Regions from separate parts of the Homo sapiens genome. Here region 2 is linked to region 1. A link is a loop called in an ENCODE intact Hi-C map of the cell type or tissue named here. Cell type or tissue: IMR-90. All regions are shown on one strand. Each heading gives the region's core, and the rest is flanking DNA. Links, peaks and the distances in the headings are about the cores only. Region 1 has its middle 91 kb from the start of FN1. Region 2 overlaps LINC00607 (long intergenic non-protein coding RNA 607).

Region 1 (16,667 bases), core at 3,976-11,975:
TCACCCCATCATAAGTAAACATCATGAAAATGAAATATTTTCCTCTAGAGATTTATTACTGAAATGTCACATAATGCAAAGCAACTATCGAATGCATCTACTGGATAAGTCAGGTCAAATGAAAAATAACAACTACTATTAACATTAACAGAAACTGAACAAAAATGTTGCTTAAAAAGAGTATAAAATCCCTCATTTTTTCTAATTTAAAATTTTAAATCTTCGTGAAATACATATAACATTTACTATCTTAACCATTTTTAAGTGTACAGTTCTGTAGCATTAAGTACATTCATATTGTTGTGCAATCATCATCACCATCCATCTCCAGGATTCTTTTCATCTTGTAAAACTGCAATAACTCTTCATTCCTCTCTCCATGTAGTCCCTGGCAACCACATTCTACTTCCTATCTCTGTAATCTTTGTCTCCTCTAGGTACCTCATATAAGTGGAAACACACAGTATTTTTCTTTTTGATGACTGGCTTATTTTACACACATTTTGCATATCCTTTCGTCTAGTCTATGGACACTTCGGTTGCTTCCATCTTTTAGCTATTTTGGATAATGTTTGTTCTCACACTGCTATAAAGAACTACCTGAGACTGAGTAATTTATAAAGAAAAGAGGTTTACTTGACTCATAGTTCTGCAGGCTGCACAGGAAGCATAGTTGGAGAAGCCTCAGGAAACTTACAATCATGGTGGAAGAGTGAAGGGGAAGCAAGCACCTTCTTCACATGCAGGGCAGGAGGAAGAGACAGAGCAAAGGGGAAGCGCTGCACACTTTAAAACAACCAGATCTCATGAGAACTCACTCACTATCACAAGAACAGCAAGGGGGAAATCTACCCTCATGAGCCAATCACCTCCCATCAGATTCCTCCCCCAACACCTGGGATTACAATTCAACATGAGATTTGAGAGGAAATACAGAGCCAAACCATATCATTCAGCCCTTGGCCTCTCCCAAATCTCATGTCCTCCTCACATTTCAAAACCAGTCATGCCTTTCCAATAGTCCCCCAAAGTCTTAACTTATTCCAAAAAGTCCAAGTCCAAAATCTCATCTGAAACAAGGTAAGTCCCTTCTGCCTATGAGTCTGTAAAACTAAAAACAAGTTAGTTATTTCCAAGATACAATGGGGGTAAAAACAGTGGGTAAATGCTCCCATTCCACAAGGGAGAAATTGGCCAAAACAAAGAGGCTACAGGCACCATGCCAGTCCGAAACCCAGCAGGGAAGTTATTAATCCTTAAAGATCCAAAATCATCTCCTTTGACTCTATGTCTCACATCCAAGCCACACTGATGCAAGCAAGGAGTGGACTTCCAGGGCCTTGGGCAGCTCTGCCCCTGTGGCTCTGCAGGGTACAGCCCCCAAGGCTGCTTTCACAGGCTGATGTTGAGTGCCTGCAGCTTTTCCAGGTGCACAGTGCAAACTGTTGGTGGATCTACCATTCTGGGGTCTGAAGGATGGTAGCCCTCTTCTCATAGCTACACTAGACAGTGCCTCAGTTAGAACTCTGTGTGGGGGCTTCAAACCCACATTTCCCCTCTGCATTGCGCTAGTAGAGGTTCTCCATGAGCGCTCTGCCCCTGCATCAGACTTCTGCCTGAACATCCAAGTGTTTCTATACATCCTCTTAAGTGTAGGCAGAGGCTCGCAAACCTCAACTCTTGCCTTCTGTGCACCTGCGAGCTCAACACCACATGGAAGCCACCAAGGCTTGGGGCTTGCATGCACTGAAGGAATGGCCCAAGTTGTACCTTCACCCCTTTTAGCCATGGCTGGAGCTGGAGTGGCTGGGATGCAGGGTGCCATGTCCTGAGGCTGCATAAAGTAGCAGGGCCCTGGCCCTGGCTCACAAAACCATTTTTCCCTCCTAGGCCTCCAGGCTTGTGATGGGAGGGGCTGCGGTGAAGGTCTCTGAAGTGCCCTGGAGGGTTTTTTCCCCATTGTCTTGGCTATTAACATTCAGCTCCTCTTTACTTATGCAAATTTCTGCAACCAGCTTGAATTTCTCCCCAGAAAATATTTTTTTCTTTTCTGCCACATAGTCAGGCTACAGATTTTTAAAACATTTATGCTCTGCTTCTCTTTAAAATATTCTCTTTGCTTATGCAAATGAGCATAGGCTTTTAGAAGCAGCCAGGTCATTTCTTGAATGATTTTCTGCTTAGAAATTTCTTCCACCAGGTACCCTAAATCATCTCCCTCAAGTTCAAAGTTCCAAAGATCCTGAGCAGGGGTACAATGCTTCCAGTCTCTTTCCTAATGCATAGCAAGAGTGACCTTGGCTCCAGTTCCCAAGAAGTTTCTCATCTCCATCTGAGACCACCTCAGCCTGGACTTCATTGTCCATATTACTATCAGCATTTTAGTCAAAACCATTCAAGTCTCTAGGAAGTTCCAAACCTTCCCTCATCTTCCTGTCGTCTTCTTAACCTCCCAAACTTTTCCAACCTCTGCCCATTACCCAGTCCCAATGTCACTTTCACATTCTCAGATATCTTTATAGCAATGCCCCACTTCTCTGGTACCAATTTTCTGTATTGGTTTATTCTCATACTGCTATCAAAAACTACACGAGACTGGGTAGTATATGAAGAAAAGAGGTTTAATTGACTCACAGTTCCACAGGTTGTACAGGAAGCATAGCTGGGGAGGCTTCAGGAAACTTTCAATCATGGCAAAAGAGAGAAGGGAAAGCAAGCACCTTCTTCAAATAGTGGAGTGGGAGAAAGTGAGAGAGCAAAGGGGAAGTGCTACACACATGTAAACAACCAGATCTTGCAATAGCTCACTCACTATCAGGAGAACAGCAAGTGGGAAATCTGCTCCATATGATCTAATCATCTCCCACCAGGTCCCTCCCGCAACACTGGAGATTACAATTCAACATGAGATTTCAGTGGGGACACAGAGCCAAACCTATCACAAAATCTCTTCCAGAGATATTTCAAGATCCTGCTTTCAATTCCATTTTGAGATATTTCAATTGAATTTCAAGATATTTCAAGTCTCTGCTTTCAATTATTTGGGGTATATACCTAGAAGTAGAATTGATGAATCATATAGTAATTCCACTTTAAAATTTTTGAGGGACAACCATACTGTTTTCCATAGTGGACATGCCATTTTACATTCTCACCATCAGTGCAGAAGGGTTTCAGTTTCTCCACATCCTCACCAACACTTGTTATTTTTTGTTTTTGTTTTTACTTAACAATAGTTATCCTAAATATGAGGTGAGATGTCATTGTAGTTTTCATTTGCATTTTCCTAAAGATTAGTGAGTTTGAACATTTTTCACAGGCCTATTGGCCATTTGTATAACTTATTTGGAGAAGTGTCTTTTCAAGTCCTTTGCCACTTTTGAATCAGGGTGTTTATTGTGATTGTTGTAGAATTTTAGAATTCCCTATATATTCTGGATATTAATCCTTTATCACATATATAATAAAATTTCCCCATCTCATGCTAGTTAACAGTGACAATAAAAACATTAAATCATAAAAAAAGAGTGAGAGTGATTTCACCAGTCAAGTGACTCCTAAAAATTTCTAGTTTTACCTTAAAGTCAAATAGAATGCCAATACAAATGTCTCTTAAGGCCTGACATTAGTTAAGATATATTTGCTTATTGGAAGGTAAGGGAAAGGGCGATGTGAATGGGGAAAGGTGAGTGGCCACAGGAGGGCATATTTATGTAAAAATATTTTTTGAAAAACCTACACGCCACAGTTAAAAAATCTAGTAAGTGCTCAGGCTGATGGTTTTAATGTTCATAATAGATCCAAGAGATGCATTTGTGATATTTCCATCCTTATACCTCCTGGTAGAATTGCATGTTATCTACTTACTTAATATTTTAATATTCTAATCTAGGCTTTTTTCATGAATCATTATATTAAACCAGTGCTCTTAATAAAATTGTCAGGGCCTCTGTTTATAGAACCAAACTGGTGGGACTTACCAGAATCCACTAACCAAGAAAAGAAAACAGAAGTTCTTTTCTTTAAAATGAGGCAGTGGTATTTACAAAATGGCTTGAGAGCAGTGTTGTCAACCCCTGAAATTATTCTGGACTAGATTAAATGTTTTTGCAAGATATTCTTCAAGTAAAGAAAGAGATAAGGGTCATTTCTTTGAGTGATAGGGAAGTTCGTCTAACAACATAACTTGTCAAGGAATAATTCTCACTCTAAATATTTTTCACACAGAATGGTGACTCACAGATCTGGGATCGGGGAAAAGGAAAAAATTGTGAGAAACTAAACAGACGTCACCTTTTTCATATTTTTGAGCTTGACTGGTAAGCCTGACACATTTTCCTAGCTGGGTAGTTGATTCCATGAAAGACACCTTTGTTTTATGAATCTAAAGGGGAGAGGAATGAAATGCCTATCTTATCTCTTCGTGAAGGGAATAATAACTACTATATCTAAAAATATGAATCGCCTCAAAATATCTCTATGACTTTCACAAGAAAATGCATATTTAGAATTGTCATCTTTTTTCTTAAAGCTCAAGTTTCACACAATCATCTATGAAGGTTTGTACATATCCAAGTCATTTCTGTCTTTCCTGTTGCTAAGGCTGAAAAAGGCTATCTGGAGATTCTACTCCATTTCTCTTGAGACACAGTCCAAGATAGTAGTCCTTAGTTGATGGTGAAAACACACTGATTCCAAGTGACATATAGATAAGTGATGCTCTATTAGGCCCTAAAATTGATTTTTCCCAGTAAACTTAAGGCAGAAATGCATTTCTCACGATGCTGCACTTTCCCTACTTTTTTTCTGCAGTGCCGAGATAGGCATTCTGTCTTCACCCACTCCTGCAAGTTCACATTCGCACACTCAGTTTACCTCAACTCTATGCACCTCTAAGTCATCAATCAGATGGGCAACCAGAGAATTAACCTCTTGATTTTTAAAAACAAAGTTTGTTGAACCTAAATGTCCAACAAAAAGGATTTGTTTTAAAATCCTGGTACATTCTAACAATGCAGTGCCTTTCAGTCATTTAAAATAATGCTGAGTGGACTATTTAATGATGTGGAAATATGGAAAAAGGTCCATAAACTATTGTGAAGTGGGGGGAAAGGCAGTTATCAAATGGTGTGCATAGAAAGTAATTATATAAATATAAATACACACAAAGTTACAAATGTCTGGAATGTTTTAGCAAATTAATGGTGACTTTTCTCTTGCATAAATAGATTTTTACTTATTTCAGCTCTACATGTACTTATTTTCTCATTTAGGAATCAAGATTTCACATGGCACCTCGAGGACAGGATTATTAATAGCCTTTGTGTCAGCCTGATGGTAAAGCTTTCTCTTTGAATCCTTTGTATAGTTGCTTTTCCTTCAGAAAGACCATCCCATTTACTCATCATGTGGTGAGTAAGCATAAGCAATCAAAATACAAGTACTATAAATATTGTAATTAGAGCCTCATCCTCTCGGTTAGACCCTCCCTAGCAAACACACCTCTCCCTAGCAAACACATTGTTTATATATTACTTTGATATTCAGAAAGAATTGGAACTGTGTCTGTAACCAGAATCTCCAAGGAGAACTAAGATGTACTGAGCACCTAACGTAATACATTCCTAGTGTTTTATATGTAGGATTGGTGATCGCAGATTTTAAGTTATGTGCCCAAGGTCACTTGGCTAAGTGACGAAATGCAGATTCAAATCCAAATCTGATTAATTGCAAAATTCTATGCCTTTCCCCCAGCAGAGAGTAAAGTCTCTAAAATATTTCTTGAGTACCTACTTTATGTCAGGCACTACCTATATAGATTCATTTGTTCCTTAAGATAACCTTGATAGGTAGTTATTGTTATCCTCAATTTACAAATGGGGAAACTGGTGTTCAGAGTGTTTAAACAATTTTTCCAAGATTACACTAGTGCTGCAAGCTGTACTCAGATTCATCTACAGTCAGGTTACACATAAGGACATTTGAATCTATGGTGGACCACAAATATGATGGTGGTCTTGCATGATTATAATGAAGCTGTCTTATGTACCACTTGTTAATCTTTTATGCCATATTTTTACTGCACCTTTTCTATGTTTAGATACACAAATACTTACCATTATGTTACAATTGCCCACAGTATTCAGTACAGTAACATACTATGCACGCTTGTAGCCTAGGAGCAATACGCTATACCATGTAGCCTAGGTGTGTAGTAGGCTATACCATCTAGATTTATGTAAGCACACATTACAATGTTTGCATAGTGATAAAGTCACCTAACAACACATAACTTGGAACATAGCCCCGTTGTTAAGCAACTCCTGACTGTATTTCAAAACTGAGCTTTTCCTACTACACCACTGTATTAGTTTGCTAGAGTTGCCATAACAAAATACCACAGACAGGGTGTTTAAACAATAGAAATTATTTTCACAGTTCTGGAGGCTGGCAGCCCAAGATCAAGGTGCAGGCAGGTTTAATTTCTCCCAAGCCCCGCTGCCTTCACTTGCAGGTGGCCACACTCTCACTGCGTCCTCACCTGGCCTTTTCTCTGTGTCCATGCATCCCTGGTGTCTCTTCGTGTATCCAAATTCTCTCTTCTAATGAGGACAGCAGTTAGATTTGATTTGTGCCCACCATACAACAACTACCCTACAAAGTCATGATACAGATCTTTTACAGACTTTCTTCAGTTCAGGTTTTTACCTGTTTCAAGGACTGTAAGCTTCTCAATCTATATGTGTGCATAATTCCAACATGTTTTCCACACTACATGTAAAAGTTTAGAAATACATTGCAGAAAAGATAGGAGGACTAGAATACTTAGCAGCAGAGTGTACAACTGTGTAGAAAAGGAATTAATTACACCCATCTTTCTTATGGTTTATGGTTTATTGTTCAGGCTTCTGAAGACAATGTAGAAACACAAGGGCTGAGCCTGGCCCTGTATTTCATAAAACTCAGTCAAGCCCCAGGGTTAGGTGGGGGTGATGCCTTAGGGATGTTTATGGTCCCCAGACATACCACCTCCTCACATCCTGTGGAGGGAAATATGGCTGAATGAGTCAGCGGCTAAGCTGGGAATTGCCACAGGACTTCTGGAATGGTATGTTCAACATGGAAAAATGAGAACAATCCCCCACGATCATTTTCACCCTGAATCAGTATTGATTCTAAAGATGATTCATTCAAGATAAAGCCAAATCCTCCACCTACATAATTTTTGAGCCATTAGAAAGAAAGAAAAAAAAAAACCACTTATATATAAAAATATATATACTTTTAGGGCATTTCTCTTTTCATACTTTTGGCAAATATAGAAAGAATGCAAGAACTTTGACTCAAATGTTGTAGATAATAGAAATGGATAGATTAGATGGATAGACACATACATACACAGACACACACAAATATCACAAAACATGGTAAAAATCTAGTCAATAATCAAGGCATTCAGATAGTATAGACACACAATTAAGAAATTTTCTTTGAAATCTAAACTATCTACACTGGTGAACTTCATAAGACATTTTTTCATTCTGTTTTCCTTTTTTCAGTGTAGACTTGATCTAAGCTATCAATTACTAACAGCCTTCTAAAATCAAGAAGAATGTCAACAAAATTATGTAGCTAACAAAAAGATTAGCGTGTTTTTTGTGTGTTTTTGTCCTAATGGTCTAAATTGTTTTACTAAACTGGTTTGTTGTAGAATATTTATTAATACAATAAAAATTAATCCAAAAGGTTTGGAAAAGATTTCAGGAAACAAGCCCAACTTGAAGCAATGTGGCTAGATAACCCAAATAGTTGATGTCATTCTTCACCCTTTATTTAAGAAAAGCTTTCTTTGGTTAAGTATGTAACCTCATGCCAACACATCATTATTTTCAGTCATGCACTGATCTAGTTTCCAATGTAGACACGGCAGCTGCTTTCTTTCTGTGGAACCAGGGACATACTGGGAGGGTTTTAGCTTTGGTTCATTCACACATTTCAGAGTCCCCACATTCTCCTGTATATGTGTTTTGGGGTTTTGGGTTTTTTTGTTTTGTTTTGTTTTCCTTTTTGTTTTTGAGATGGAGTCTCTCTCTCTACAGTGGCATGATCTCAGCTCACTGCAACCTCCACCTCCGGGGTTCAAGCAATTTCTCCTGCCTCAGCCTTGCCAATTGCTGAGATTACAGGCACACACCACCATGCCTGGCTAATTTTTGTACTTTCAGTAGAGATGGGATTTCACCATGTTGGCCAGGCTGGTCTCGAACTCCTGACCTTAAGTGATCCACCCGCCTTGGCCTCCCAAAGTGCTGGGACTACAGGCGTGAGCCACCGCGCCTGGCCAGTGTATATGTGTTTTTGATTCCTGTTTCAAGGAATAAGATTGATAAAGAACCCCATGGGTAGCTTAATATTGCCAACATCCTACCAGCTAATAAGCTGGAGCCAATACCCAATCATGAGAACACTCAAACAGGGCACCCTAGCCAGCCAGAGTGTGGATTCTCTGTCCACTGCACAGTCATAATGGTGGCTACAAAAACTTGGAGAGAAGAAGCTTCCAGCCAGGTCATCAGTATCAACAAATTATGATTTGTTGATTAGCATGACTGCCTGGATTATAAACATCTAGCTGCAGTGATAAATCATATTTTTTCCCCGAATCAAGAATTCCATGACATAGTTTCTCAGGTTTCTTTGACCTTGGAAGATTTATGGGACAGGTTATATGGGGGAGAAGCAAATATGCAGCAGGTATTACCTCAAATTTGAAAAGACCTACATACCTCTTTGGGACTAGAACAAAGGTAATGCACAAAACAACAGCATATAAGAATTATGTTAAGAAGGAAAATTTTGAAGTTCGTCATTTGCATCTTCAGCTTCCTCTGTCTGCTCCTCCATCCTCATTCACCATTCTTTAGGCTCCAGGGCCTTACGTTTTTAGAACTCTTTTCCCACCATTTTTGGAGTCCAGTGCCTATTCCTTCTCACTGAGGACCTGATGAAACCCTTGTCAGGGTACGGTCAAGGCAGTGCAGCTGTTTGACTGCTATTCAGCTCATCTTCTTGCAAGGTCATTCCATGCCTGTGGTATCTTTTGATTTCTTCTGCATCCCATGCTAATCCATGGAAGAATAATCACTTTCCTGTCCAGCAGCAGACATGTTACAGACATGAATTCTCAGTCTGGAACCAGCTGTTCAGATTTCAGACATAAACATTCAACATTTCATCAACTGTGTTTCTATAAGTACCAGTCGCCCCCACCCCCCGCCCCCCATCCATTTGCTACTTCACTTATCCTTGCAAAAGCGGAAGGTATCACAATCTTCTCATCTGTAAAAATGCTTTCTTTATCTTGTCTGATGTGCTGGAAGGAGTCTTACAGGCCTGTCTAACCCATGGTGGGGAGAGAACAACTTCTAGACCGAAATATTCCCTAAAGTGGTCTCTCTCCAGCTGTTCCCTAGCAATGTTTGGGTGTGCTGTTTTTCCAGGGGGTTGCTGTTTAACTGATTCTTGTCCACAGTGTACTATGCTTGATTACTAAGCTTTAGTTTTAGTTGGCTCAAAAAGATAAACCCTACTTTAAATATTTTTAGGAAACTCAGCCAGCCCCTTTCCTTCACTCACGTCTTTTCCCTCTCATCCCATTGTACTAAGGAGCTTGAAATACAAAGCCCTTCTGAGTTCTGTACCCTGTGTCCATTTTCTGTGCCACCAACCTTAGCCTCTTTCTTTTTGCTTTGGAGACAGAGTCTTGCTCTATCCCCCAGTGGTACCATCTCGGCTCACACTGCAACTTCCACCTCCTGGGTTCAAGTGATTCTCATGCCTCAGCCTCCCGAGTAGCTGGGATTACAGGCACCCAGCACATCCAGTTAATTTTTGTATTTTTAGTAGAGACGGGGGTTTGCCATGTTGGCCAGGCTGGTCTCGATCTCCTGACTGTAGGTGATCTGCCCGACTTGGCCTCCCAAAGCGTACCCTGTTTCTTACCTTCCTAGGTCTCTTCAGTCAGCAAAAATGGCCATGACATCTTCCTCCTCAAGCAATCTACAACCACAGGGTTCAAGTTCTGAAAACTTGGAGTCATGGTTGAAATAAGAAATAGATTGGCTGGTAGGGCACACAAATAGAGCAGAGAACTAGTCATTTGTAGAAGATAAGTAAAGAGGAGGCAACAGGAATCTTATTGCAAGATCCAGAATCTGTGTGAATATGCAGGAATGTGGGTAAGTGTGATGACAACACAGGTAATTTATTAGTCTATAAAAACAGAGAAAGCTATTAACATTAATATTGACTATAATTAATGGATAAGTGGGAATAAAAAGCTTAAATTTTTTATTTGGCCTAGCCAGTACTAATTGTATCTGCTACATTAGAATTTTCAGCATGTTTAATATTAATTAAGTGAACACCCTCCTTCCTAAAACCTTCTTCACAAATCCTACTGTTCTATATTTCTTCTATCTCACCTGCTTGCTCTAATTTCCTAGCTCCTCCTCTCTCAGCCTATAAATGTTGGGATTTCTTAGGATTCTGTTCTGGTCCCTCTTCCCTCTTTGTTATAAGAGCCTAGATGATATTTTCTATTTACATGAATTTAAATATAATTTATATACTGACAATTCCTAAATTTTTAACTCCAGTCCAGACTTTGCTTTTGAGCTTCAAACTTGAATATCTAATGGCCTACTGTTATCCCCAGTTGGATAACTCATCCAAAAATGGAACTCTTTTTTTTTTTTTTTTTTTTTTGAGATGGAGTCTCACTCTGTCATCCAGTCTGGAGCACAGTCGCATGATATCAGCTCACTGCAACTTCTGCCTCCCAGGTTCAAGTAATTCTCCTGTCTCAGCCTCTGGAGTAGCTGGGATTACAGGTGCCCGCCACCACACCTGGCTAATTTTTGTATTTTTAGTAGAGACAGGTTTCACCATATTGGCCAGGCTGGTCTCAAACTCCTGACCTTAAGTGATCCACCCACCTTGGCCTCCTAGAGTGTTGGGATTATAGGCATGAGCCACCGCACCTGGCCTCAAAATGAAACTCTCGATTACCCCCATGCCCATTCCCACAGACCTGAACTTCACTCAATAGTTTCTATCTTAGGAAATGACACTGTCATTTTCTGTTCAATTACTAAAGTCAGAAACCTGGGAGTCATCTGAGTAAATACCAATGATTCTACCTACAAAATATATACCTTTGTTCATCATTTTCCACCTGGATAACTAAAATATTCACCTAATCTGCATACCTATTTATTCATTTGGAGGTCCCCTCAAATTCATTCTTTACATAGTCTCTAGGGTGATTGTCTTAGTATGTTTTGTGCTGCTATAACATAATACCTGAGACTGGGTAATTTATAAAGAACAGAAATTTATTTTCTCACAGTTCCAGAGAATGGGAAGTCCAAGATCAAGGCACCAGCATCTGGTTAGGGCCTTCTTGCTGCATCATCTTATTGGCGAAAGGTGAAGGACAAAGAGAGAGCAAAAGGGGGCCAAACTCATACTTTCACGTGGAACCCACTCAAATGATAACAAACCCACTCCTGCAATTATGTCATTAATCCATTCCTGAGGTTAGTGCCCCCATGACTCAAACATCTTCCATTATGCCCCATGTCCCAACACTGCCACACTGGGGATCAAGTTTCCAACACATAAGTTTGAAGAACACATGAAAACCATAGCATGATTATTTTTTATTTTGTTTTTTAGACAAAGTCTCACTCTGTTGCCCAGGCTGGAGTGCATTGGAGCAAACTTGGCTCACTGCAACTTTTGCCTTGCAGGTTCAAGCAATTCTCTTGTCTCAGCCTCCCAGGTAGCTGGGATTAGAAGTATGTGCCACCATGTCTGCAATTTTTGTAAAGATGGGGTTTCAGCTTGTTAGCCAAGCTGGTCTCAAACTTCTGACCTCAAGCCATCCTCTCGCCTCAGCCTCCCAAAATGTTGGGACTAGAGGCACGAGCGCAATGATTATTTTTAAACAAAGGTGATCTCATGTTAGTCTCTTGATTAAAAACCTTTTAATGACTTCCTTTGTATCAGAATAAATTCCAAACATTTTCCCATATCATACAAATCACCCATGGCCAGGGCCCTCCCACCTCCTTTGCTGCACCTCCCTCCCTCACCTAACTCCAGTCACACCAGCTCCTGTCATTCCTGGTTGCCCGGAAGGAGTCATATGGCTGGCTCCTTCTTATCATTTGAGTCTCAGTTTTAATGTCATTAGTTTTAGTTGTTTGTTTACTGTTTTTTTCACCCACTGAGATGCAGTGGTCAGGGATCTTAACTGTCCTATTACTTGCATTCTCCTTGCCTATCAGGGTGCATGGTACATGGTAAGTATTCAACAAATGCTTATTAAATGGATCAATTAATGAATAAAAGAATGAGTGTCAAAATTATTTACAATATATGGAAAAATAGATTATATGTATAGCAATAGTAAAAACCAAAAATGGTTAATGTTAATGTTAACAGGTAATTATGTCTACCTATCTTTAGCCCAAGTATAACTACCTTTAATTTTCAACATGCAAGACAAACGTTGTTAATTTTACCTAATCACAATAGAACACTCTATATACATATGACATACATACGCTTTGTATTCATGTCTTTTTTGGGGAGTGAGGAGGGCAGGATTCCACCCTGTCACCCAGGCTGGAGGGCAGTGGTGTGATCACAGCTCACTGCAGCCTCACTCTCCCCAGGCTCAGGTGATCCTCTCACTTCAGGCTCCCAAGTAGCTGAGACTAAAGGTGCATGCCATCACACCAGGCTGATTTTTGCATTTTTTGTATAAACAGGGTTTTGCCATTTTGCCCAGGCTGGTATCGAACTCCTGGACTCAAGAGATCCACCCACTTTGGCCTCCCAGAGTGCTGAGTTGATAGGCATGATCCACTGCCCAGCCTGTATTCATGTCTTATAGTCTAACTCTCACAGTTAGTCAATCATGTATACAGCTCCCAATTCTTAAAAAGAGAAAGAACACTAATTTTATTTGGGAGAGTTTTAGATGATTTCGGCAAATTTGTACATTTGCAAAAATCTTACACTCTTATTGACCCAATATCTGTAGAGATTAAATGCCTAAGCAGAAATATTTATTAGTGTGTAAATAATACAGCTGGTTAGGCTGGGGATGGTTATAAGTGATCATATCATTCAATTCTTGATACCAATTATTTCCTCATACTTCCATTTTCTCATTCTTTGTTTTGCATAAACTGTAGATTTGGGCCCAGTAGTCCTATGCCAAAAGTAACCATGCTGAATTTCATCCTCTTTTCTGTGTACTGAAGGACCTCAGCATGAAACAAAGAATGGATTGTTTATAAATCTTTATTGGCTGGCGGCTAAAATAGCAGCTGCAAGCAGTTAAGTGTTAGGAGAGTCTTTCTTCCCCATCCCTCCCTTTGGTCATTTAAAATCTCCTCTGATTAACCTACAAACAATCCAGTTGATAGAGATTTGGAACATTCTGTAAATCTTATTTTGACTAATTTGATTTTCTACAAAAATATGCAACACTTGTCTAAGTTTGCTTGAGTGGTATATTTTAGATTTTCTTTATGAATTTTTTTAACTTGATATATGTACGTAGACTGAAAGATGATGCATGATTATAAAAGGCAAGAGTTTTTACTGTTCTCTTTCTAGGAGAGTCTCTTAAAAAGCCAACCCAAAATGGCTAATGTAAAGCTTCAGAGATATGAAAAGCTTCATATTACGCACTCCAGACAAGAATAAAAATGGACTCTACTCCTCCAAAATGAATTCACTGGGGAATATTCTACCATAACCTCTACAAGCATGAATTAGCAGGCCTAGTCACTCATGGTATTAACCTTTTCCACTGGAATAGAATTTCTAACTAGCTTTTGAGTTAATATAATGTTTACTGGGTGTGCCCGTGATAAAATACTGCACAGTAAAACTGGTTGAATTGAATTGAACTGAATAAAATTACATGCCACAGTAGGTTAGATTCGGGACATCAGAAAGACTTCTTAAGAATGGTTAGGATAACCACAAGCCTTACTCTTTATCCTAGCTTGAGTCCTAAATGAAAATACTTTGTGAACAAAGATCCCTCCAAATATATATCTGAAGAAATAATTGGGACTACCAAGAAAACCACATAGAGTAATATTCAAAGGGTCCCAAATAAGACATACATACACACAATAATGAGTTATGTATATTTCCCTTTTCAATGCTTTTTTGGGATGAAGAAGGGGAATTTGACAGCCGTGCTTAATTTCTTTTCATAAACAGTAGCATGCTGGAGCTGGACATATAGGCCCTCGACATTCATTAATCCAGACCACATTTTCCCCGTGAAGAGAAAAAAACAGGAAATTAAAATGAATTATCAAGTGAGGCACATCTGCCTAGCAGAGGTGTTTGGTTTAAATCTCCTGAGCCCTGGCTCAGTGTCTTCTCAGTTACACCATGCTTTCTTTTGCCAAATTTTCTGACTGAAGGAAGATATTCAAAGAGGAACTTGGAAAGAAAACAGCAAAATGAATTGCCAGATGGGTGAATAAGAAGAGTTTCTCATATGTCTTCTAGGCTTTCCTGATGGGGGTTCTGTGAGAGTGCTGAGCCCGGATGCCCAAGGCTTCCACTGCGTGTAATGAATTAGCTCCCACTACCACACAGCTATCCTGGAACTAGCTAAGAACCACCCATGGGAGAACTGGGAGAATCGTCATTTGAATCATTTCCTGTGTTCTGTGGTTCAGGTGAAGGATGCAAGATGAGAAAGATGAAATCCTCTAATATGGAAAACAGATTAGCAGTAGGCAGGGAATGGCAACCAGAGGTAGAAGATTTTAAAAATTAAGGGAAAGGTTTGGTGCAGGGAGGCAAGGTGAGATCATGGGCTTTGTATCAACCCAGCTATGCTACTTACTGTCTACGCCACATGAGAAAGTGACTTAGCTTCTATAAATCTGAACTTCTTCATCTGTGAAATAGAAATAATGTAGCCTACTTCCTAATATCTGTGTAAAGATTAAACAGGATAACATATAAGAAGCACTTGGTCCAATTGAGATACTTCATATATATTTGAAGGTGAGGAAATTTGACTAAATGGAATGAACACATGGTCTTCAGAGTTAGATAGATTTGGGTTCATACCCTGATGCTGATGAGTCTCCTAAAAGTGTGCCTGGGACATTGTAGAAGCTCGGTAAAAGGTAGCTCCTTCCCCTTCTCCTGAGTTCATCTTTCTATCAACTTGCTTATATACAGCAATGATTCTCAAACCATAATATGCACCAGAATCACCCAGAGGGCCTGGTAAAATGGGTTGTTGGGCTTCATTCCCAGAGTTTCTGATTCAGTGGATCTGGGGTGGGGCTCAAAATTTTGCATTTCTAACAAGTTCTCAGGTGGTACTGAAGTTGTTTGTGACTACACTTTGGTGTTAATACAGATATAGAGCAATTACTTTGGTTGCCGGAGGAATACGGTCTTAAGCTCCTTGAGGCCCTTTTTGGTTTCTGATGGAAGGTCCTATTAAAATTCATAATCAGCTGGGACATCTAAATTTACTCTGACACTAAGAGTAACAATGTGCCTGATTTCCATTTTCAATTCTACATTGTTTTTAGTTTTCTGTTCCACTGCCTACTGCTTTAAACTACATAGCTCCGTGTGAAGTCAAAAAGAACAATTACATTACTAGGTCAATACTCGATGAACCAGACAATGCGTCTCAAGTGAAAATCTCAGCAACATATTTTCTAGTTCTATAATTTTTCTATATTACTCATTATTCCTTTTTACAGGTGAAAACTCAGGGTAATCAATTAAACAGTAAATCACATATTGTGACCCAAATACTGTCTAACTGAGTCACAGTTTGGGACACATAAATACAGCACATTTATATAGGGTCAAACTTATACGCAGGCAGGTAGTTGCTGTTTGTATCAGAGGTCAAACACTGGTGTTTTAATGCTAGCTGTGGGACACGTCTCCTTTGTTTTATCTAAGGTTTTTTTTTCTGATGCCTGCAGGGGACTGGGTGTTTAAGTCCTCCCAGAATTCATATGTTGAAGCCCTTACCTTCATGTGACTGTATTTGGAGATGGGGCTTCTAAGGAAGTAATTAAGATGAAATGAGGTCATTATGGTGGGGCCGTGATCTGATCAGACTAGTATCCTTATAAGAAGAGATGCCAGTGAGCTCTCTCTCCTCTCCATGAGCACACACTGAGCCAAGGCGATGTGAGTATACAGCAATAAGGCAGCTGTCTGCAAGCCAGGAGACCAGCTCTTGCCAGAAATTGACCATGCTAGCACCCTGATCTTGGACTTCCAGCTCCCAGAACTGGGAGAAAATAAATCTCTGCTGTTTAAGCCCTCCAGTCTATGGTATTTTGTTATGGCAGCCCAAGAAGACTAATATAATGCCTGGAAGCTATTGGCCCAGAGTGTTTTTGAAAACTCTGAATCGATCATTGTGCTGGATATCTTCCATCTACTCCTGCAGATCCACTCTCTGCCATCCTTCCTCCTCCATCTATCCTAATTTGGGAATTTCATGTTTTCTATTTTTAAAAACCTGATAATATATTTGTCAGTATTTTAAAAATTGAGAGAGTTTACATGAAAAT
Region 2 (16,667 bases), core at 2,833-10,832, 130 kb before region 1:
AGGCCTCCTTTCTTTCATCCAGGAACTTTGGACTTTCATTTTTTTTAATGTTGAAACTGAAATGACTTTTATTAGTTAATTTTGTGTGCCTTATAGTAACACCATCCAACCCTCACTTAGAAACTGAGACACTTCCAACTTAAAAGCAACATTTAGGCAAATGGTGAAGCAACATTTTTGGGGACTCAAGTATTTAAAGGTACTTCCTTACAATTCTTCAGTGTCTCCTCACAGTAAACATGCAGCTAATTTCCTGTTCTCTCCCAAGTGTAAAACATTAGTCAGTCACTTAGCTGTTCCCTTTGGGCCAGAGGACCCGTCTCATTTAGATGAGTCATTTTGTGAGGCTCTGAAGCAAGTTGGTGGTGAAAGAAACTATTCTAAAAGGGATTTTGTCAGCATGGTTTGCACAGCTAATTGATGATGGCAAATCTTAGAACCTTAAGGAGGCAGATACTTGAGTAAAGTGAGCAAAATGGGGCTTTCAAATCTACTGTTTTCAAAATATTTTTCCAACACACTTCCTATAATACTTTAAAAAAAAAGACATCATTAAGATTCTGTATAGACATAAAACACTTTCTGATTTTTCACTTGACTCTCTGATATATAATCTAAAACATCTAGAATATCATGGTACATTTAATGTAAGTAAGTCCTGCTGGACCTATGGCTAAAGAGCTAGGCCCATCCATCTATGAATATTTTATGGCAAATTTTACTATAGAATTAAGATACTTAAAAGAAAAGCAATAATACAAATGTGTGGGCAGAAGATCCTCCTAACTCAGTGTAAAATAGTGATAACATGGAATTCAGGGTGAGAAAAGAGAGGGTTTGCTTCCAAGAATTATCGCTCTGTCTCTCTCTCTCTCTCTCACACACACACACACACATACACACACAGTGGATTAAATAGGACCAGAGTAGGAGAATTTACTTTTTCCAAAGTGTGAGAATCCTTCAATTTCCTCAAGTTCTTTCCCTCTATAATAATCTCTTTCAGACTGTTTTCCTTCTGTAATAGTCCCCCTTAGTAGCCTCTCTACAGTACTGATGCAGACAAACTGATGGCTAAGTAAGGTTTGTCTTTGGTATTCCCATTCCTGTCCTCTTTAGCACCATATTTTCCAGTTTGGCACCATCTTTTCCAGGCTTTCTTGCTATCTCCACTGATAAGACTTCTTGTTTATTTGGTGCCTTCTTTCAACCCTGACATCTTCATCTCAAGCAGTGTTTTACTCTTCCAACTTCCACCAAAGATGATGTGTTCTGTGTGTTGTCTCAAAGTCTTGATGGGTGGCTGAGTCAAAGATATACACTTAATGAATTGTTGGTGCTAAGATTTTAAAAGACAGTTAGGTCATAGTGTGTTTCCATGCCTCTAATTGAAAAGGCCAGTTTGAGCCAATATTTTTTAATCCAAAGGATTGGCTCTAACTGGATTTGACAGGCTCGTGGTAGACAGATCTGTAGGTGAATGGGTCTTTGTTTCCTTAAAACATGTCTTCTAGGTGACTACCTACCCCACTTGTCTCAGGCAGGCCCCCCTCCTCTCACCGAGTCCTGTACCTCACATGGGACCCTGCTAGAAGGTTTGGAATACATCTTCGGTGCTGGGGGTAGACTCCCCTCTGGTTCTCTATGATAGGAACTCTGTTCTGGGGCTTCTCAAGAAGCGTGACTCAGTGCTAAGTCTAATTTTTTTTTTTTTTTTTTTAGCCAGAGTTTTGCTGTGTTGCCCAGGCTGGTATACAGTGGTGCGATCTTGGCTCACTGCAACTTCTGCCTCCCAGGTTCAAGCGATTCTCCTGCCCCAGTCTCCCAAGTAGCTGGGATTACAGGCACACGCCACGATGCCTGGCTAATTTTTGTATTTTTAGTGGAGACAGGGTTTCGCCACGTTGGCCAGGCTGGTCTCGAACTCCTGACCTCAGGTGATCCACTCACCTCGGCCTCCCAAAGTGCTGGGATTACAGGCGTGAGCCACCATGCCTGGCTGATTCAGTGCTAACTCTAATTAGAGGCCATTGCTGACCCTGTAAAATTGGTAGACACTTAAGGCAGTTGCTATTTCTTCCCCTTGTCTCAACTGTTTTACTCTTCCTTTTGTGTTGTTTCACAGTGAAAGCATCATCAGAAGCAGTTAAAGTGACAAATATTGGGTTAACCAGACAGTTTCACGATACATCTCTCCTTTTCCCTTTTTATAGTGGACACCTTTGAGAGTGTGAAGTTGCCATCCACAGAATAGATGATCTTTGAAAACCTTGGAGAGAAACATCTTTCAACTGCTTTTGAGGGGAATAAACATGACACAGAAAAAGAAAATCTGGGAATGCCTTTTTCTAATGCATTTGACTGTCTGGCTGTCTGACTTCCAAAACAGTTGGAGCTATAAAATGTTAAATTTGGCTTAAGGAAGTCGTCAGTGAGAAATACTACCCCAAGTTTTGAAGAGGAAAAAAAAAAGTTAAAACATGTATTAAAAGTTAATAGTGGCAAAATTTACAAGTCTGGGCATGTAGAGATTCAACACTTTCAATCTGCTAATTTGCCAAGGCATAATTTACCCACACAGTTCATAAACACATTTAGATGCTCAGAAAGAAACACGTGATCTTCTTGAGATTTATAGAAAATGGACATATCAATTCCTTCCTTCAGGGAGTCTGCAATCCAGGAGGCGGAAAAAAATGATGCATAATTTGTAAGTGGACATTGGTGAAAGAGAGTGGACAAATACTGAAGGGCTTAGTTAGGAAGGATGCCTTACATGTCAGGAGTTCTTGTATTTAGAGGTGGGCATCCGAATTATTACTTTAACTCTGGGAAGGATTTGGCACCTATACTGAAGGAGCCGACAGCTGTTTCCATGACTTGAGTTGTTTAGAAAGCTTTAGGTTCTTAGAGCCTATGGATTAATGTAGAAGAATATGGGTTGAAAGGGATGCAGTGAATGTACAGGTCAAGGACACAGCAGCTGGTAACTTACACCCAGCTGGAGACAAAAGGTCTGACTTTGTTCACGGGAGAGTTTAGAGACATTTAAAGAGAATGAGAAACTTCTTCCCCTATTACTAAAACAATGTATATTTATTGTAGAAAGCTTGGGGACTCTAAAAAAGCAGAAATTATAATAAAAATTGCTTCTAATCTCCCCACTCAACACAGCCACTGTTAATATGTTCCTGTAGATCTCATATCTTTTTTCCGCCTATAATTACCTAATTTGTCTTTAATAAGAACGGCATAATTCCTATTACATGTATTTTTTGAACCTGCTTCTTTCATTTCATGATATATCTTCAACATCTGGAAAGAGATTTCTGGAAAAGTGGTATTTAAGATTGGCTGAAGTAGAGAAGGGACTGGAGAGAGGGACGTCAGTAACAAAGAAACAGAAAATCAAAGACTTATTAAAGGGTCCTCAGTCCATGGGGAATATAACTGTCATGGGTGAACCTTATTCATTTAAAAGGCTTTAATAGATCAAAGTTCTGGAGGCTGGCAAAAGAATTCAGAATCAAAGACCTGGTTTGGGTCCCAGGTCCTTCCCTTACAAGCTAAGTCCCCTCAACAAATTCCTAAACATCTCTGGGCCTTAGATTCAAGAAAATTAACTGGGCATTTTATCACGGGTCAAAATCCTCGATGCTTTCATACACACATTCTGATTATCCTAGCAATAACCTTGCTAGGGAGGGATTGTTGACTGCATTCTGTAGGTGGATAACTAGAAGCTCCTAAAGGTTAATTTTCCCAACAAATGGCAGAGCTGACACCCAAACCTGGTTCCAGGTCTCTTCCCATAACATCCTGGCACTTATCTCATCCCTCATACAGAAAACAGGGCTAAGATTACATATCCTCCCTACCTCACAGTGTGTTGTGAGATGCAGGACCTATTGTATATAAAACTTTTTGTAAAGTATTAAGCACAGAAGACAAATTTTAGCTATCTCAAACAAATCTCATTTCAAACCATCCACTTGAATGCATATTTTGATCTTGAATCGACCCTTCAGACATAGTGCCTTGTGTATTCCCAGAAAGGTGCATTTAGGTCACCTGAATATGAGCTTCATCTGGCACAATAGTTTCTCCTATTTCATTTCTCCTGTTTTTCCCAAGGGCTCTACATTGCTACTCAGTAAAAGCTGGTGTCAGTCTGCATACTGATGGCAGACCTAAAATCTCAGCAAGTTACAACACAGAGCCTGCTGCCATGTGGACAGAATAAACCACATTCCACACCATGTCCAGACACTTTGAAGACACGTAAAATGATTTTTAAAAGATCATTTTAGATAAATAAAACTTGAGCTAGCAAGAGAGGCCCTTTCCAGATGTCCACCCACGAAACCCCAGGTGCAAGTGAATCAGCAGACGGTGTCCTCTCATCCGAGACAGTGCAGGATCCATGTGTCCACAGGCAGCCAGGCAGTGGCTGAGCTCGCAACCATGCTTCCTTCAGATGTGGCCATGCTGGGGCTGATTCAGGGAGAAACACTGCCTCTTATTGAGTCACGAGCCCATCCTGGAACTTCACTGGGCTTTGCTTGGATGACTTGCCCGGCGTCCATGGTCCAGACCTTCCCCAGCAGGCAGCAGAGTCCAATGAGGCAGAACAGGTAGTCTGCCAGGGGTGGTGGTGGGTGGTAGTGGGAAGGTATGTTACTATTCAAAAGGTTCAGTCAATTCAGAAAGGTTTTGGAGAAAAATTTAAAATTCATCAGACTCACCCAAAAGCAGATACAAATCTGAAGAAGATTTATTAAAGGCCCTTTATCTCTGTTTGAACCTGGTCCCTTTCCTTGGGCAGGATAGTGACTTAGAAAGTGAGAGCCAGGCTCATTCATGCTGGGTGATTATTTTATTCTCATGAAATTTTTCTTGAAAATTTGATGTATACTTGCTGACTCCCAATCTATTGAACCTGCCCACTAATTAAGGTCAATCAGTCTTTCTTTTGGTGAATACTTAGTGAGTTTTTCAATGTCAGATAATGTGGTAATCACTGGGCACACAGTGAATAAGAGACATAGACCCTGCCTTCATGTGGAGGAGAAGTATTGTTCAAGTTTTCAATTGCTATGTCACAAATTACCTCAATCTTAGTGGCTTAAACCAATCCACATTTATGATCTCACGGTTCTGTAGAACAGAATTCTGGACATAGCCTAACTGGGTCCTCGGGCCAGGGCCTGGGGAGGATGAGAACAGGCAGTGACCAGGACTGCTGTCTCATTGGAGGCATTGAGTTTTCCTCCAAACTAGGGAGTTTGAAGAACTTCCTTGACAAGAACTTTGCTTGCTGGCAGAAATTCTCCTTACAGCTATAAAACTCATGCCAGCTTGCTTTTCAAGGCTAGCAGGAGAGTGTCTCTGACTTCAGGGAACATCTAGGCCCCGCTTTAAAGGCTCACCTGATTAGGTCAGGCCCACCAAGGATAATATCCCTTTGGTTAACTCAGGGAAACTGATTAGGAGCCTTAATTACATCTGCAAAATGCCTTCATCTTTACCACATAATGGTGTGTAATCATGGAGTGACATTCCATCCGATTTCAGGTCATACCCATCAAAGGGAGGGGATTGATTATACAGCGCTTGTATAGCAGGGGATGGGAATCTTACGAGCCATCTTAGAATTCTATCACAGATATTTAAAAAGTTATTACAAAAAATTACTAAACAATTAGAACTGTGCAAAACTTTATGAAGGAGAATTATAGGATTCCACAGGCACTATCTGAGAGGTTGAGGGAGACTTTCTGAGACCAATGAGCTTGCACCAGCAAGCTGCTAGGATGAAAATGGGTATGGGTAGAGGAGAGAAGCAGAACTAGTGAGATAACATAAAGGGAGTTAACTGATGTAGCCCTAAAATGAATCAAAATGAAATCATGCCCTGGCCTGCCCTATTGTACCCAAATATTTAATTTCTGAAAGTAAAGTTGTACATTTTCCATGTGAAAGGAAGCAAGCAACAGATCTAAAGGTCTCCCCTTTCGACTTCCTTTGCTGGAGACCTTAGGGGTATCTGTCTGTTTATAGCAGAGTCTGATCTTCTCCCATAACAGGGAGATGAGGAGCAATAAAAGGCTAATTATGTTAGCTCCTCATTGGATGAGAGCCACCCAATTCTAAAAGGAGGTAGAATTGGGTGGCTCTCACCTATATTTTGCAAGCTGGCAAAAATATCCATAAGTGTGAGGTGTTGGGTGGTTCCATTACTTACAATGACAAATTAGAAAATTCAAGCATCATTTTCCATTTATCTTTGAACACTAACACAGCCCTTTGGTCAGAGTAAATGGAGAAAAGAAATTTTTTTTTTTTTTTTTGAGAAAAGAAATTTTTTTAAAAAAGCATTCAAGCTGGAAATCGGAATGTTCTTGTCAGCACTTTGAGAAAACTAACAGATGGGGAGCTTCATGCCCACCGCTTAATAAATATGTGCTGATTTTGGCAAAGACTTGTGACATCCCACAGGGTCTCTAATCTACCCCTTTCCCTCTCACCCCAGCAGCCAAATTCAACTCAGTTGCCAAAATGAGAAACAAAACACGTGAGTGTCTAAAATGTATGCCAAATTTAAAAATGGAGAGAGTTTTCATTTGATCAAATTATAGGTCTCTTTCTCACCAAATTCCCTTTCTGTACTTTACCATAAGTTTTAATTAAATGTCTTCTATTGGAAATACTCCGGAATGATGAGTTGAAATACAAATGTTTGAAATCTGAAGTACCAAAAGTACAGCCACTAACCAGATTTACCAGCAACTTCAATGGAATAGAAACATACTGAAGAGTTCGATAAATTCCCCTTCCTCTTGAATAAACATTACATTTTAAAGGCTGTAGATACACATGTCACTATCTATTATATTATAGATACACATGTCACTATCTGGAAGAATACATTAAATAGATGAATTACTTTTACCAAGTGACTCCCATATAAAGAAAGACTTCTACATTAGGAGAAAGATAAAATGAACCTGGAATAATAAAATAATTTTTTCTTTCTCCTTGTGTTTCATAATATTTCTTTTCTCTTTTGCTGATTAGCCCAGAACGTTACTTCCCACTGTCTGCTTCTTCAACTCATGAGATGGAAACTATCAGGATCTCAGGAATAGCTGAGGACGGCCTGCCTTCTTCTGGTTGTGTTTTCAATGACTAATTCATAAACACAAGGTTGTGAGTCACCCCCAAATTCCCTAAGACCCTGATGACCATGTTAGGTAGGCAAGAGGAAAGACTCAGTTCAAATGCAGAATGTGGTTCTGCCGTTTAGCAGCTATTCTGACATTATTTAAAACACAGTTTATAACAGGCGCTCTTTCCTCCTGTTGACATTTCAGGCACGCTGTTGTTCTTTGTTCTGTCAAGGATCCTATTGTTTTCCTAACTCACTTGACTATAACAGTTTCATAACAGTTTCTTGGGTTTGTTCTCAGAATTTTCTCCCAGAGTTTCTGATTTAAGAATTAGGTCCATGAATCTGTATTTTTAACAGACTCACCTGAGAGATTCTAATCATGAGGCAAATATGAGAAACATTCTAAAAGGGTATGTTCAATTGAACAAATTTCCATCATTTTACTCCCCAACAATAGGGAAACTGTAAAGAGTAAAAGATTTCAAACAGGGAAATTTATGGCCCAACAGGTAAACTTAAAATAGGGAGTTACCACCTGCTTGCTTTGTCTGATGGGCATGCCTGAATCACAAACCTTTGAACCAACTCATCTTCCAGTATAATTCACTTCCAAACTATCAAGTAACCTTCTCAAAAAATCTCTGTTCATTCATTCATCCATTCATTCATTTGACATTTATTGAACATCTGCTATGTGCCAGGCACTGTTCTTGGCACAAAGAATAGAGTGGTGAACACATATCCAGGCCCTACCCTTAGGGGGCTGAATTTTAGTCTTTTTTCAAATCATAGTCCTCATGTATTACCAATCAAAATATCATATGTTCTTTTGGATAATACCCTGCAAAGCATAATGTGAAATCACAAAGGTACAAAAGTCACCTCTCTCAGACACTGGTCGAATGCTTACCATGCATCAGATTCCATTGTAGGTATCCAGATACATCGATGAGCACACCAGGCAAAGATCTCTGCCCTCATGGATCTGACAGTCTAGATGGGTGAGACACTAGGCAATAAATCTGACAAACTACATAATGCATTATAAGGTACTGGTACTGCGAAAGAAACACATTCAAGCAAGAAAACATCAATTGAGCATGCGGGGAGGGTAGTCATGGCAAGGCTCATTGTTAAAGTGAGATTTAAACAGAAACTCAAGGAAGGCGAAAGATTTTGCCAAGTGGGGTCTGAGAGAACAGCATGTGAGGCAGAGCAAACTGCTGGAAGAAAGACCCTAAGCAGAGAGAATGCTTGGAGTATTTGAGGAGCAGAAAGAGAGGGGACATAAGAGGTAACAAGGGCAGCGCTAGGGTGAGGTCAGTTAGGGCCCTGTAGCTGTTTTGAGTGAAATAGGGTGGGGAGGCATTTCAAGGTTTCAAGCAAAGGGTAACATGATGTGACATGTTGTAAGAGGGTCACTACGGCCACTGTGTTGAGTGGTCTGTAAAGGGACAGGTATGAAGAATTCCAGATAAACACTTTGGATGGCATTTAGCAGTATCTAGATCTGGTAAAGCTAAAGATGTTCACACCCTAGAATCCAGCAATTTGAGGCACTAGGAGAGACACCCTTTCAATGTATGCAAGAATATATGTAGGGATGTTCACTGTGGCACTCTTAGCAGTAACAAAAATAAAAATCCAAATAGCCTGAATGTCCATCAACAGGAGAATGATTCAAGAAATTATGGCTCACTTATACCAGTAATTAAAAGGGATGAACTAGAGTTACATTATCAAGGTGAATACATTCACCAAATATAAAAACAGAGCAACAAAAATCAAGTTGCAGAAGGATAAATACAATATGACGTCAAGTTTAGAATACCCCAGTAGGCTGTGTGGTGTTTTATAGCCAGTGGCTCACACCTGTAATCTGAGCTTTGGGAGGCCTAGGTGGGAGGATCACTTGAAGCCATGAGTTCAAGACCAGACTGGGCAACAGGGCAAGACCCTGTCTCTACAAAAAATAAAAATGATTAGTCTGGTGTGGTGTTGTGAGGTTTTAGTCTCAGCTACCAGAGAGGGTGAGTGAGGCAGGAGGATCCATTGAGCCCAGGATTTCAAGTCTGCAATGAGCTATGACTGCACCACTGCACTTCAGCCTGGGTGACAGACAGAGAGATCTTGTCTCTAAAAAAATAACATAAAATACCATGATACTACTATCTGTGTTATGGCTATGTATATATTTAGTTTAAAAACTTAAAATGTCAAATGAAGAATACCCATTTCGTTATAATTACACCTGGTGAAGGAGAGAGGAAAAGAGTTTGGGGAAGAATATAAAAAGAATTCCAATGCAGTGTGTTAATTTTCTCTCTCTCTCTCTTTCTTTCTCTCTCTCTCTCACATGCCATTAAAAATACCCAAATGAAACTCTGCAAAATATGAAAACATTGAAGTTTCCATGTTTTTATGGAAATAAAATCAGTAAAATAACATACAAAAATATTTCTTTAAAATAAATAACAGAAAAGAGAAGTAATTCTATATTGCAATATATCTGACAATTTTTAAGTTGATTTCTGTCTCCATCTCTGAAATAGCACACATGATATTTACATATTTCATGAAGTTTTGTTTTGCTGGCATTTACAATCAAAAGTGTAAACATCTTACGTTGGGGCTCAGGACATAATACCCCAAAGCACGGTGCCTTGACATGTTGAATACTGAACGGAAGAAGATTGAACTGAAGGAGATTGGAAAGGCCTTAGCCACAAGGCCTTTCTGTCCCTCACCCACCCTCCTGTTTCTTGCCCAAATTCTCCTCAAAGCAAGTCACAGAAGCTGGAATTCCTTTCCCCTAAGGCACATCATAGAAACTAGAAATCTTCCCCAAAGCAAGTCATAAAACCTAGCAAGGTCACTCTCTTCCTTCTCCCTTCCCCCTTAAAGACCCTCATTCCAGAGGGGTCCTGTCAGACCCAGGAGGAAGAAATGCTACACAGAGAGGCCAAGAAGAAGCTGAACGGGCAGGCCCTGCTGGGTTAGACCATATCCTCTGTCCAATCACATTTCTACAGGACTGTCCATCAAACCTAAGCATAAACATGAATAGTTTTCTCTGTATCTTTAGATCTTCTTCCCAAAGCTCCCATATTACATAAAAATTTTTAATTAAATAAATTTGTTATGATTTTCTCTTGTTAACCTGTTTTATGTTATAGGATATTGACCACTACCCTTATGAAGGGTGAAGAAGGTGGTACACCTTTCCACTCCTACATTAGTAGATATTCTTTTTAAAATCTTTCTGCCTACTACTTTCTGACTACTTTTTTTTTTTAACATTTAACAACCTTTATATTGTTGATAGTGCATACTACTCATCTGAGTTAAAATCAATCCTTGCTGATGTTATTGTTTGACTGCAGCAGCAACTTTCTTCAACCAGGATCCCTAAGTTCATGAACTTGTGTTCACTTGTGGGGATTGGCACTTAGTGGCACCAGTTCTGCAAGCTCAGGTGGCTTTCTTCCTCTGCTGTTTGCAAAAGCTGGCTGGATGGTTTAGGAGCCTTGACTATTATTTGGATAGTTGTAATGTTATTCACAGAAGAGCAACCTGAGCAAATGGTATTTTATCAAGTGACAAGTATGTTTGCTATAATATACTGAAGACAATTTTCCTTCCTCTCCGTCTCTCTTTTTATCCCGCTTTTGTGTAAGAGACTTCTTTTAAAACAAGTGTTTTCCGATTGGAGCATGTTATGGCCAAGAGCCCAGAAGAGGTGGACTTAGTGCACTGAAGTTCTGTTTTCAATTATCTAGTATCCACGAAACCACAGGGTTAGGTTTTAGACGGGCCAATTTAAACGTTTGCCTTTCCAATGTAAATGTATAAAATATAAGCTATTCAGCAGTACTGGGGTCTTTCTCGGTGACATGGGTCCTGTCTCTCTAGCAGAGTGCCCACTGCACAGGCTTATCACACAAACAGGCTTATAGGGTCTTCATTAATCAGTCTGCAAACTGACTACACACCAGGATGTGCAACTCATTTTTTTCTAAGCTATCATCCACCACACATATTCAATTTAATATATTTCATTATGCTAATTTTTTAAAGAAGATGATTTTTTTTCTTAGTTCAGCACATTTTCCTAAGACAAGGAAAACCTCTTACTGTTACCAATAGTTTATTAGATTGTTATGTAAGAATTATATAACATTTTAATGTAGGAAAGTGACTTGAGATCATATGACACAGAGAAAAGGAGGGGTAGAGACAATGGAAAGCAGAGAGAGTGAGAGAAAGGAGAAGCAGAAAGAATAAACAAGGAAAAACTCTATGGCTTGCAGAGCACTGATAAAAGCAATAGTGTGTGGATCTTATGTTGGGCCCCACCCATGTTGGAAGCTCATGAAGTTAGCTTTGACAGCATTAGAACATGCTTCTGCAAAAGTTGACCTAGCTTTTTTATTTGCAAAAATGTCCGGTGTCGGCGTGTAGTTTTATATTCTCTCTCCTCCTTCTCCCTGCTTCTCTCTCCCTGCCCACATTTCTGAAGTCTATTTCAGGTCAGCCTACTGGTAAGCTGCATGAACGTCACAACATTCTTTCACAGGTTTCTCTTGCATTAGAAAGAACAAGTAGTTTGAGTCACAGGTCATTTAAATCACCAGTATGTCTTAGAGCATCCATTTCCTCAAGTGTAATGGAGATGATAATAATACTTATCCTATTGACCTCAGAGTGTTGCTTAGAGAAGCCAATGGTTATAGTGAAATTGTCTGTAAATGCTACTGTGATATTCACATTCTCAGTTATATTACTATATTACCACTATTAATAATGAAACAATGACTGAAACCTCATTTATTTCAGTTAGCATTGCAATATGTGGTCCTGCGTTGCTCTGTCCAATATGGTAGCCACTAGCCAGTGTGGCTATTGACATTAAAACGATCTTAAATTAATATTAAATGATATAAAAGACAATACCACAGTCACACTAGCTACATTTTAAGTGGTAATAACTACATGTGTCTAGTGGCTACTTTATCAGACAACATAAATATTAGAACATTTCCATCAATGCAGAAAGTTCTACTAAACAGCACTGGTCTGAAGTTTTAAGGGATGGACTTTCAATCTGCTAAAATACAGTACTATATACAAATAACTTTCCTAACTAGTAGTCTGTACCTGTGCATTAAAGGGGATTCAAATTCTTTTTACTAAGTTTGAAACTCAGCTGTGGTCCATGTAAGAGCAATCAAGAGCTCATGTAATTATTTTTTTAAAAAGTCAGTTTTCTGTTAGCTCAATGCAACAAATTCTGAAGTAATAAAATGTTCTATACACCGTAAAATGTTATTCTCTAGCTTTGTTCAGTGGAAACTCATTTAAATCTAATTTACTGTGACTTGGAATTTAAGACTTAGGATGAGATTAATGAGCTGCTTTTGGTTACATCATCTTCGTGAATTGTCCAGTGGAGTCTACACTGAAGTCACTCAGGACAGGTCAGCTTTATTCCCTTGTTGGCATAATGGAATGCTTGCTCTTTCCAAGTAACTTACCATATAACATAACAGATCACATGAGGCATGCAGCTGGCGTTTCTCACCCACTGCCTTGGCCAGCTAGCATGACTGTTCAGATGGAGTGTTTTATGTAGCACAGGATGCCTGAAGGAGAATTTAAGAAGAACCAATGGGAATCAGACTCAGGTCATAAGGCTGATACACAGAAATAGTCTCCTTTGCCTCATACTTATGTGCTGTTTAATACTTCCTTATTACCTGTTTAGATTATAAGTATATGAGGCGTCAGACATTTGTGAACATCGTTTCGGGTTACAAATTAGTGTCTTTGGTAACACACACATTCAAAATCCATAAATACCAATGCAAGATTTCCGACCTTTATGTTTTGACTGTATAACAGAAAACTGACTTCTACCAGAAGGGAGACTCAGATAATGTCCCTATCCATTTGTAGACCTCACGCTAGAGGTCCCGTTCCATTGAGTCTATGATCTGAGAGATCAGTGAGGGCTGAGCAGAATACTGGGTTCAGAAGGTGGAATACAAAAGGGACTTGATGTTGACTTGAAACGGGAGGTCCTGTTCTTAAAGGGACCAGGGAACTGAAGAATTCAATCAGGGGGCTTCAGGAGACGTTTGAACTAAAGAGGATATGGTGGAGAAACACAAGTAATAGGGTATTATTACAGAAGACTCTGCCTTATGAGCGAGGAAGAGGAAATGATGTGAGGAGATCAATGCAGCCTATGATGATGGTCTTGGCTATTTATTACCTTTTGCTAAAGAAGAAAGAAGCATGAGAAAGGTATAGACAAAGCAGAGGAATCTGGCGGGATTCCATGAGAACCTGAGATGATCGTTCACTGGTGGAAAGAGAAGCCAGCACCAGAGAAAGAAATTTGAGGTTGGCAAATCTGGAGGCCAAAGAAGATAACTAGAAAGAAGTAATCTCGGAAAACTGACTAATACCAATGACAGTTCGCACTCTGAATACTGATGAGGAAAGTCCAGAGGTTAAAATCAGGGATAATTTCAGGTCTCTCATTCTTTCTTTCCCTTCACTTACTTTTCCTTTCCCTCCTTCCTTTCCCTCCTTCCTTCCTCCTTCCCTCCCTCCCTCCCTTCCTTCCTCCCTTCCTCCCTTCCTTTCCTGCCTTCCTTCCTCCTTCCTTTCTTCCTTCCCTCTTTCCTTTCTTTCTTTATATATTTAGATCTACTGGATATTATATATCATGGAGACATAATGATGTGAAAGTCATGAGAAGGAATAATAAAAACAGTCCACCGTTGAGCTGGTAGAACAGCAGTTTTACACCGCTAGCCGGTTAGACCTCAAAGATTGTTGACTAAGTCAACAAGGGAAGGAAAGAAAATGTCATGAGAAACACGGATTCATATTTTTTGCAGTTCTATTCATCAGCAAAGGACTAAAAATACTGTGTTAGCCAGGATGGTCTCGATCTCCTGACTTCGTGATCTGCCCACCTCGGCCTCCCAAAGTGCTGGGATTACAGGCGTGAGCCACCGCGCCCGGTGGGCGCCTGTAGTCCCAGCTACTCAGGAAGCTGAGGCAGGAGAATGGCGTGAATCCCGCGGGGCGGAGCCTGCAGTGAGCCGAGATCGCGCCACTGCACTCCAGCCTGGGCGACAGCGAGACTCCGGCTCAAAAAAAAAAAAAAAAAAAAGGGACTAAAAATACATTCTAAATTCTGCATAAATAGTTAACAATTGATTTTGTTCCCAGGTTGACCAGATTTAAAGAAAGAAGAAAAATCAACTTTAAAAAAACAAAACAAAACACCAGACCTCCTAAGGAATCACTTAAGCATTTTTGTTTTGAAGGAAAGATTCAATAGAGATGAATTTCTCCTAGTTAATAAGACACCTTGACCCAGAAAGAAAATTTTAATGAAGGCGAAAGCAAAACCACTCTGTCATAAAGAATACTACTAAACATTTAACGAAGTGTTATCTTGACAAATGTTATAAAGAGTTGAGTATTCACTTAAAAAAAGCTGGGTATATTCAATTACATGTATACATTTCTTAAATAATTTTAGTTTTAAAGAAGCTGTGATGGTGATGTGAGATATCAAAAAATTATTAAGATTGTAGGATATATCTTGCTTGAAAGTAGAGTTTCTGAGATGCTCCTTTTAATAACAGAGCATGAAGTATTTTAAACACTGAGAAAAGTTCCAAGAATAATATAATGAACACCAAAGTAACCACAACCCAGATTATCCTTTTAAAAATAAAATGCGGCACAGTATGGAGATTTCTTAAAGAACTAAAAGTAGATCTACCATTGGATCCAGCAAAATCCATGGCTGGGTACCTACCCAAAGGAAAAGAAGTCATTATATCAAAAAGACACCTGCACACATATGTTTATCACAGCACAACTTACAATTGCAAATATACAGAACCAAGAGCAACATAAGTACCATCAACCCATGAATGGATGAAGAAAATAATAATGTTGTGTATAAAAAACTGCATGTGATATAGTGCTCCTGGTACAATGCCTTTTGTATAAAGTTCAAAAGCACATAAAACAAAACTTAATATACGTGTATGTGTGTATATATATAACAAAAAGCACCTAAAACAAATATATATAATATATAACAAAAGCACATAAAACAACATATATAAGTTAAGTTATATATGTATATATTAAGTTTTATGTATGTAATATATGCATATATAACATAATTTTATGTACATGTGCATACATTTATACACACACACACACACACACACACACACACACACACATCATGGAATACTACTCAGCCATAAAAAAGAATGAAATAATGTCTTTAGCAGCAACTTGGATGGAGCTGGAGGCCATTATTCTAAGGGAAGTAACTCAGGAAGAGAAAACCAAAAATCATGTGTTCTCACTTCTAAGTGGGAGCTAAGCTATGAATTTGCAAAGGCATACAGCATGGTATAATGGACACTGGAGACTCAGAAGAGGAAGGATGAGAGGTGAGTGAGGGATTTAAAAACTACGTATTAGGTACAATGTGTTCTACTGGGATAATGGGTGCACTAAAATCTCAGGCTTCCCCACTCTAAAATTTATCCGGGTAACCAAAAACCACTTTTATCCTAAAAACTATTGAAATAAAAAATATATAAAATAAAAATAAATAAAACATGGCAGATACAGTTGAAGCCCCTTCATCACCCTTACTGGTTCCATTCCTCTCTCTTCCTCCTTAGAGACAATTCTGTCCTGACATTGAATATCCTTCCTTTGTATCTTTATATTTTTACCACACATATTTTTTTAAAATCTATAAACAATATTAAGTTTTGTTTTATGTGCTTTTGAACTTTATACAAAAAGTATTGTACCAGGAGCACTATTTCACATGCAGTTTTTTATACACCACATTTTCTTTTCTTTAAGCTCGACATCTATGTATCATCTCTAGTTCATTTGTTTTCATTGCTAAATCATATCTCCTTTTGTATAAATCGACAACTCCTTCAACAACAGATACTTATTGAGCATTGTTGTAGGTACTTAGGATACAGCAATAATCAAAACGAAGATCCCTGTCCTGGAGGAACTTACATTCTAGTGAGGGAATTTAAGACAATTTTTACAATTAACCTAATAAGCACATTATATAGCATGTTAGATGTTGTAAATTGCCATAAGAAAATACAGAGCTGATTAGTATGGTTTGGGGTGTAGAGGGTGGGATGAGAAAAAGTTGCAATTCTCAACAAGGAAGTTCAACATGGGCCTTGTATTGTTTTGTCTGGGACCATGTTTATTGGTAGAGGTGAGAGCAGGCATTGTTTTTGTTTTATTTCTGAGTTCTGTGAAATGTCCCTGAAGTTTCACCTTTATATATGTTAGCTATAATGTTTAGATAATTCCATTTCTTAAATAAAGGAAATTTTTCTTTGTTCTTTGTTTGCTGAGCATTTTTTAAAAAATTATAAACAAGTTCTTAATGTTACCAAATCAT

The links. Peaks named below come from ENCODE experiments on the same cell type or tissue, not always from the same donor. Only the 100,000 strongest peaks of a DNase experiment are listed, where the experiment ranks them.
Region 2: a loop joins it to region 1, with 2.5 times the contacts of the local background. A loop is called at or near these places in 2 of 110 quality-filtered maps.

What each region holds. Positions count from the first base shown.
Region 1 is chr2:215,519,141-215,535,807 of GRCh38, reverse strand. No RefSeq gene overlaps it. Among named protein-coding and RNA genes, the nearest start is that of FN1, 91 kb to the right of the region's middle. RefSeq lists an enhancer at 6,485-7,684. In IMR-90, for the core only: no CTCF peak of the experiment used is centred there; DNase peaks (open chromatin) are centred at 4,287, 6,317, 7,077, 7,867 and 1 weaker place; H3K27ac peaks cover 3,446 bases.
Region 2 is chr2:215,648,633-215,665,299 of GRCh38, reverse strand. All of the region lies in intron 5 of LINC00607 (long intergenic non-protein coding RNA 607), which reads left to right. The region is part of intron 2 of LOC102724861 (a long non-coding RNA gene); the gene reads right to left. Among named protein-coding and RNA genes, the nearest start is that of LINC01614, 61 kb to the left of the region's middle. In IMR-90, for the core only: a CTCF peak has its summit at 7,308; DNase peaks (open chromatin) are centred at 4,409 and 7,199; H3K27ac peaks cover 3,013 bases.